2 separate regions of the Mus musculus genome follow, and region 2 is linked to region 1. A link is a contact called in ENCODE POLR2A ChIA-PET data. All regions are on one chromosome and are shown on one strand. The core of a region is the stretch at or near the end of the contact, and the rest is flanking DNA. Distances in the headings are between cores, read along the strand shown.

What was found. ChIA-PET counts read pairs that join two places held with the same protein, here RNA polymerase II (POLR2A).
Region 2: POLR2A ChIA-PET joins it to region 1 with 12 read pairs in embryonic stem cell. The contact joins the promoter of Polg2 here to the enhancer-like site in region 1. POLR2A ChIA-PET finds 5 or more read pairs at or near these places in 5 of 5 experiments (Patski and embryonic stem cell).

The regions. Positions count from the first base shown.
Region 1 is chr11:106,720,828-106,724,883 of GRCm38, forward strand. No RefSeq gene overlaps it. Among named protein-coding and RNA genes, the nearest start is that of Pecam1, 7.6 kb to the left of the region's middle. Within about 2 kb of position 2,129, at least 1 of the 3 ENCODE cell types and tissues checked has a DNase peak (open chromatin) inside an H3K27ac peak, as active enhancers do.
Region 2 is chr11:106,777,525-106,781,580 of GRCm38, forward strand. Polg2 (polymerase (DNA directed), gamma 2, accessory subunit) reads right to left here and starts at 2,013. Exons shown (of 8, transcript NM_015810.2): 1 at 1,435-2,013; 2 at 1-37. The coding sequence starts at 1,918. Ddx5 (DEAD box helicase 5) reads right to left here. Exons shown (of 13, transcript NM_007840.3): 13 at 2,832-4,056.

The sequences.
Region 1 (4,056 bases), core at 879-3,378:
TTATCTCACCTTCTCTTAATAAGTCTTGGGGACGCCTTACTTAAAAAGACGGGGGCTGGAGAGATGCTTCTGCAGTTAGTGTGCTTGTTCCTGCAGAGGATCCAGGTTTAGTTCCCAGCACCCACATGGAGGCTCACAACTGTCTGTCACTTCAGTTCCAGGGGATCCCGTGCTCTCTTCTGACTTCCATGAGCACACGCTGTGTATACATATACCCAGGCAAACACTCAGACACATTTTTTTTTTTAAAGCTAAGTAAGTCTTAAAAAAAAAAAAAAAGCCAGGCAGTGGTGGTGCACACCTTAAAACCCAGCACTGGGACTCAGGAGGGCCTTCATGTGCTCAAGGCCATCCTTGGCTGCATAAGTTCCGTCTAACTTAGCCTGAGCTACAGAGGGAGGCACTGCCTCAACAATAAAAAAAAAAACAACCACTGTAAATTAGGGTTTAAACAAGTGAAGGCAGCCAGGCAATGATGGGGTGTGGGGAGAAGAGGAGGGGGCCAAAGGAAAAAGAGAGATGGCTCAGTGTTTAAAAGCACTGGCTGCTTTTTCCAGAGGACTTGGGCTCAATTTCCAGCACCCACATGGCAGCTCACAACTGTATGTAACTCAAGTTCTTTTTTTGTTTTGTTTTGTTGAGACAGTGTTTCTCTGTGTAGCCCTGGCTGTCCTAGAACTCACTCTGTAGACCAGATTGGCCTTGAACTCAGAAATCCTCCTGCCTCTGCCTCCCAAGTGCTGGGACTAAAGGCATGCACCACCACCACCTGGTCTGTAATTCTCCAATACCCTCACACAGACACACATCCAGGCTAAACACCAATAAACATAAAATAAAAGTAAATTAATTTTAAAAATAAGGGAAGAGGTAGAAGTGGGGTTTTTTGTTTTATTTTTTAATATTTATTTATTTATTTATTTATTTTAATGTTTTGCACCAATTCATCTGCCCCCGAGTGTTGGTTTGTTTGTTTTTAAGACGGGGGGGGGGGGGGGGGGGGGGAGGGTGTTTCATCTATCTCAAGTTGGCCTTGAACTTGTCATGTAACTAAAATATCTTTGAACTCCTGATTTTTCTACCCCTACCTCCAAAAGTGCACCAGCACATTCAACATTTCTTCTTTTCTTTTTAAAAGATTTATATATTTTTATACTACATATATGTGTTTTGCATTTGTGTAGAATGCATATCACATATGTGCCTTGTGCCTGAAAGAAGCCAGAAGAAGGCATTGGATTCCCCAGATTAGAACTCCAGGGAGTTGTGAGCTACCCTGTGGGGGCTGGGTCCCCAGCAAAAGCAGAAAATATTTTTTTTAAGATTTATTTATTTATTTTATGTATATGAGTACACTGTCACTATCTTCAGAAAAGGGCATCAGATCCCAATACAGATGGCCATGAGCCACCATGTAGTTGCTAAGAATTGAACTCAGGACCTCAGGAAGAGCAGTTGGTGCTCTTAAGAGCTGAGCCATCAGCTGGGCATGGTGGCGCAAGCCTTTAGTCCCAGCACTTGGGAGGCAGAGGCTGGCAGATTTCTGAGTTCAAGGCCAGCCTGGTCTACAGAGTGAGTTCCAGGACAGCCAGGGCTACACAGAGAAACCCTGTCTCGAGAAAAAAAAAAAAAAAAAAAAAAGAGCTGAGCCATCTCTCCAGCCCCGCAACAAATATTCTTAACCAATCTCTGGGCCCTCACACCAGCATTTCTCTTTTCAATAACTCTATGGTATTCCATATGGTAGCCCAAGGGACTAACCCTGACACACGATACACATAGGGTAGCATCCCATAGGATGGGGATAGGGGCTTCACATTTTTAGGACAACTCAGCCTCCCACAGAGAGCACCACAATTCACATTATAGATGGGCAATTAAGGGCCAGCGGGTGATTACAGATGGCTCCTAGCTCCTGTCTTATAAAAGCCAACTAATTTGAAAGTCAACAATAACTGAACTTCCTGGGTTGACATCAGCCGTCCTCAGGACCTCTTGGGGGTGAAGCCTGACTCCGGAATACCTTTACACAGAAATACCAGACCTTCCCAGGGCTGAAGTCATCTGTTTCCCAATAGCATTTCTCTCTCAAGTCAGACAGCACTGGGTGAGGCTGGAGACTTCGAGGGGCCAGGGTGTTTCTCCAGGACAGGCCTGGAGCCAGAGGTGTAGGGAGGAAGCCATGGGACATGGAGTGGCTCTGGGCTGGGCCCCGGGAAAGAGACTGCCCTGTCCTCCAGAGCTTTGTGGGAGGTCGGTTCATCGGTAGATCTTTCCATGCTGAGTCATAGCTTACAGACTGAGATCCTGCTGGGCGGGGTGGGGGGTGGGGGGTGTGGGGTGTGGGGGAGGGGAGGCCCAAAGTAGGGAGGTTCCTTCTCTCACTCACGTGTTCTCTCTGTCTCTTTCTCTCCACCTTCACCTCTGTACTAGATAAGACAATGGCATCTGCTTAAGGACATTGCCTTGGCAGCTCTTTGCCTGTTTAGTCAGTTGCTGCTGTATTTATCTCCACAGGTTCTCCTTAGTCCTGACTACTACAGAGCATCTTCTGGTCCTCCCGCCTGCACTTCCAGTGTGGTGGTGCCTGGCTCCTAATGAATTTCTTTGACAATTGATTCTATCTCTGTTTTCTCCCTTCTGGCTTTAAGTCATCCTCAAATCTAATCTCTGAACCATCAGAACCCTCATTAATAAACTACTCAACAGAAGCATAAAGAGACCTCAGTGACACTCTACCAGAGACTTGTCCCAGGCTAAACTTAAACAAACACAATTCTTTTGTTCCCCTAGGTATCTAAAGACAGTGCCTTTCGTAAACCAGGCTGGCCTCAAACTCACTATGGAGAGGACGATGATTTTAAAGGTCTGTTCCTCCTGACTCCACAAGAGCTGAGATTGCACGGGTGAACCGCCACGCCAGTTTGCAGGATGTTTTGGATGGAACGCAGGACGCTGTGCATGCTAGGGGTTTCGCGCATGCGTGGAGCATCTTTCATGATAGGATTAACTGAGCAACATCGCCAGCTCCTTCCTTCGTCAGAATGCTTCTGAAACATAGTTCAGCTGTGGCATGGCTTCGTTTTCCACACACTTCTCCAGAATAGGGTTCCTCAGGAGAGTATACTGCCTAGTGTGTGTGTCTGTGCACTGCATGTAGTGTTTGCACACAGGAAGACTCATCGGCACAGGCACTTGTGGAGACCAGAGCTTGACTTCGGGATGACTTTCTCCACCCTTATGTTCTGAGACAGGATCTCTCACTGAACCCTAAGCTTGCCATTTTGGCTACCTTGTCTGGCTAGTGAACCCCCTGGGATTTGCCTGTCTCTGCTTCACAAGCTCCCGGGGTTACAAACAGGTGACACTGCGGTACAACCAATTTATGTTTATCCCTGACTAGCTTACAAATGAGACTCAGGCTATGGTTCTTTTATTTGGCCTTGACAGTTACTGAAGGGTCTACTTTTCTATCTGCTGGTCTGGCTACCTCCCTAGCGGCGCTCCCCAAATACCTGCTGTTTCTCCCGGCCACGTGCTCACCGCTCACCGTACCTCTCCTCTCAAGGTGCCTTCTCCTCTCCCACCTCAAGGTTTCTCCTCTTCCCCTTGCTCCTCCACCCCACAACCAGGTCACTCAAAAAACCCACCTACCTCTAATCCCTCCAGTAATTGGCTGCAATCAATTTTATTTAACCAGTAGTTTTAAATCAAGGAATAAGGTTTGCACAACAAAAGCTTGTAACCTTGAGAGAATTCACTTGTGGGTCTAGACCTCTGGGTACAGAATTTAGCATTACAATACAGAGCAACAGATCTGACCTTAAAAAGACCCCACACCAGCTTTTATCTAAGTTCTGAGGATCCGAACTCAGAGCCTGAAGCCCCTGGTTTGCCTGACTGCTCTCAGAGTAACTTCCTCTGCAGCGCACATTTTACAGCGAAGCTTCAGTTACAGTAAAACCACCTGGCCTTGTTAACTCCATAAAAGACCTGCTAAAGATAAGATTAAGGGCTTACAGGCCAAAATAACTTTTCTGGCTTACTTTTATCTAA
Region 2 (4,056 bases), core at 763-3,262, 57 kb after region 1:
ACCAGATCCAGGCAATTAACATAGTGCTCCAAGGCACCTGCCAAGAAACAAACCGATCATATAAATCTATTTCACTTAGGGAAACCAGCAGTGAACTCTGAGCCCAGCACTTGGTATCCTGGTACTCAGGGGTGGAGGCAAGAGGACTCTGACACTTTGAAGCAAGCCTGGGCTACAGACTGATTTCAAGGTAAACTTGAGATAAAGAAATCAGGTTCTCAAAAGAAGAAACAAAAGAACAGTCCAGTATCTTCAGAGAGAGAAAGAAAAAAACCAAGTGTGGGGCAGAGGCCAGCCTGGCCTACAAAGTGAGTTCCAGGACAGTCAGGGCTACAAAGAGAAACCCTGTCTCGAAAAACCAAAAAAAAAATCCTTAAACCTGGAAAGACATCTCAGCTGGTAGAAGCAGCTGCTGCTAAGCCTGAAGTCTTGAGTTCTATCCCCAGGACCCACACGATAGGAGGAGAGAACTGACTTCCATGTTATCCACACTGAACTCAAAATCTCATTTTCAGTCTGCAACTTTGATCTAAAAGACTGAGAGGTAAAAAACAGCTGATGTTTGGGGGACATGGTGAGACTGTTTAATCAATCAATACCAAGAATACAGGATAAAATATACTACAATCTAATTGCATTTATCACCGGCTTGCTTTATTTTGCTTTAAAAATTTAAGGTTACAGTATATACTAATTTTCACAAGCTTGGATTTGTAAGGTGTTGTTAGCTACTCCATACTGCTAAACGGCAGAGGCAGCATTTCCGAATTTGTTATATTTGACTTTAAAGATGTGTATCTCATCTTCTAGCTGACAAGCTAAAAAATTACCTGGCAAAAAACCCCACAAAAAAAAAAAAAACAAAACAAAGCAACAAACCAAAAACAAACAAACAAACAAAAAACACCAAGAAAAACCTGAGTTGCCAGGCAGTGGTGGCGCACGCCTTTAATCCTAGCACTTGGGAGGCAGAGGCAGGCAGATTTCCGAGTTCGAGGCCAGCCTGGTCTATAGAGTGAGTTCCAGGACAGCCAGGGCTACACAGGGAAACTCTGTCTCAAAAAAAAAAAAAAAAAAAAAAAAAAAAAGAAAAACCTGAGTTGATAATTGTATTTAAAACTGGAACAGAGGAAGTCTTTGAAAATGCCTTGGTATCAATGAAAGCATGTGACTGATTTATATAAGGTCCTACCTCTATAGTTTTAGGTTTGCTCGTCAAACTGAATGCTTTACAAATTTCTTCAGGAATGATGCCTCGGACCTTTGCCTCAAGGTGGATCACTCTGATGTTATTAAAAAAAAAAAAAAAAAAAAAAAAAGGAACCTGGTCACTTCTTTGCCTGGAAGCCTAGGGCCGTTGCTGTCTCCAAACTCGTGCAAGACTGCTTTTCCACCCCAAATCTGTTCAGAAGCACGAAACGCGAAGAGCCATACCGTGAAGAAGAGTCGCCCGTAGTTTCCCAGAAGTTTTTAATAAGTTCTCAAGAAATGCCACTAGCTGTTCCTTACTCGGCTCTCTGTCTTGCAAGATTTCGCGTATACTTTCTGGAGAGACTAACCTGAAGGCACTGTCCCTCGGCTGCGAAGAGCCCGGCTCCTGGTGGAGGGAGTCCACCGCGAAGACCTGCTCCCTGAACACCACCATAGAGGACCACCACTGTGAGGCTAGGTTCTTTCGTAACTCTACACCCAAAGGTCCAAAGCGCGCGTGGCACCCGCTCAGCAGAGCAGCCGTGCTGAGCTGCTGCGGCGTCCCGCTGAAAAAGTGCCTCCTCCGGCAGAGGTCTACCAGCGCCTCGCGGGCCACCGCATGCTCGGGGGCGTCAGGCTGCTGCGTCCCATCTGCGGGACCCGCGTACCCGGACAGCCAGCACCTGCAGGCCCTGCGGCAGGCCCTGGCGCCGCCACCGCAGCGCATCGCTTCAGGAGTCGGAACACCAGCACCTCCCGTGCAGAGCCGCAGTTTCAAACCTACACCAGCACCAGGGCCTGGGGTGCAGGCACAGCGGAAATGGACGTGCTGTAGACCACGCCCCCGGAAGAGCGTCACCCGCTGCTGAGCAGCAGCCGCCTTGGGCGTATCCCGGCCTCCGCGGCTGACGCCAGCGTCTGATTGTTTACTACCTTTGGGATTTTCCGTTTGGTAACTCCACCTGCCTCACATTCACTTGTTTAGCTTTTACCACAATCCTGTTACTATAGAGTTAGCATCAGGTTTTCCGAGCTGCCAAACAAAACGAAAAAAACCCCTTCCAAAATGTTGTCCTGGACGGTACTGATGTGAGGCTTAGCGTTCAGTCTCCAAGGGAATGTGTTGTGCACTTTTAGTTTATACTAATGCTGGCAAACATTATCACCAATGGCCACTCCACTCTCTCCCGGGTGTGGCTGGACAGACAGGGTGACCAGGTCTTAAAAAGGGCTTCGGGAATTTATTAACCACCTCCTTAAAAAGAATTTTTTTTTTTTTTTTTAAAGATTTGTGAGTTGCTGTCTTCAGACACACCAGAAGAGGCCATCACTACAGGTGGTTGTGAGGCACCGTATGGTTGCTGGAAGAGCAGTGCTCTTAACCTCTGTACTTCCCTTCTCGTAGAAATCAGTTAATACCTGACTAGGACAAAGGGGTGTTTTTGATACTGGAGTTTGATTATAAGGTGCAGGACTGTTGTGGTAGCTCACTCCTATGTTAACATATGCATAAGGGACAATCTCTGACTTCAAGGCCAGCTTGGCCTATGTATCAAATTCCAGGATAGCTGGAATGGGGAAGGCGGGGGTGCAAAAACCCAGGTAAGAGGCCTCTACGCGAATAAATAAATGAAGAGAATGGGGAGAAAAATCACATTTATTAGTTAAGACAACCACAGGCTGGACACAACACACATGCTAAAAAGTGGACTGTCTTTTAAAACTTCAAAGGTAATTTTTTCCAAGCCCCACAATCATTTCCATAATTATTTACAAAATAAAAGGTCCACATTAAGACATTGAACAGTAAAATATGTAATAAATGCTCCAATCTACACCTATACTTAAAAATCATGAATCTGACTAGCCATGCCATTGAAAACCACTCAGTACTAGAGGATGAACCAGTTTTCAATGTTATCAGCCCTGGAAAACACGCCCAGCTCCCACCCCCAGCACATTCTATTTTGTTTTAACATTTTATAAATAAGGCATTAACAATAAGCCCATTTTAAAAACAAAAAGTTAAATAACTTCCTTTAAGACTTTTGTCCTGGGCAAAAAACACACCAATTTTTTGGGAAGACATTTAGACCTACTTATAGCCATTCTGAAACAAAGCTGTTTGCTGGTGATCCTACTTAAATCTAAAGCTTTCCCCCCAATCCTTCTAGCTGTTAAGCCCATAGTGAACCTAACCCGAAAACTTTACTGTGCTTTTGGTTATGTCGTCTTCCTTGTGACTAGCCTACAAGACCCCTAAAATCCCCTGAAATAATGTGGAGACATTCCTGACTTCCAGGTGTGGCTATAAGCACTCTGGCAAGTCCTCGAGGACTAGGAACCTACAAGGTAATCCTGCACTAAAGACACAGTGCACACAGCTCTTGGGCTAACAGTCTTTCAGCTTCGCACATTTCGGCAGTTGACAACAAAACCAAGAGATGGAATAAAATTTTGATAAAGCAAAAATGTCATTACTTAAAACTGTTTTGCAAAAGAAATCAACATGTATTTATATAGTTACTGTCCTGTAGTTCACTCTTAAGGAAAATAGGCTATTAAATGACTTACTTCCCTGATACTGAAAAATGACAAAGCTTTTATCCAATAAATCTGGAATTATAAAATCCATTGTCTCTAACTTCTTCCCATACAAACAGATCATCCTAAGGGCCTTCTGAGTTCCTCTCCTAAATCCAGGAATGGGAAGTAGTCAACTTTCCTTGTGTAAAAATAAACACCAAAACAAAAATCCCCCCCAAAAACACTATCTAAGCCAAGTTGTACATGACATTATATATGTAAAATAAAGTACAATTTCACTTAATTCAGTCTTCAAATATCTTTTATTGGAAGGCCATG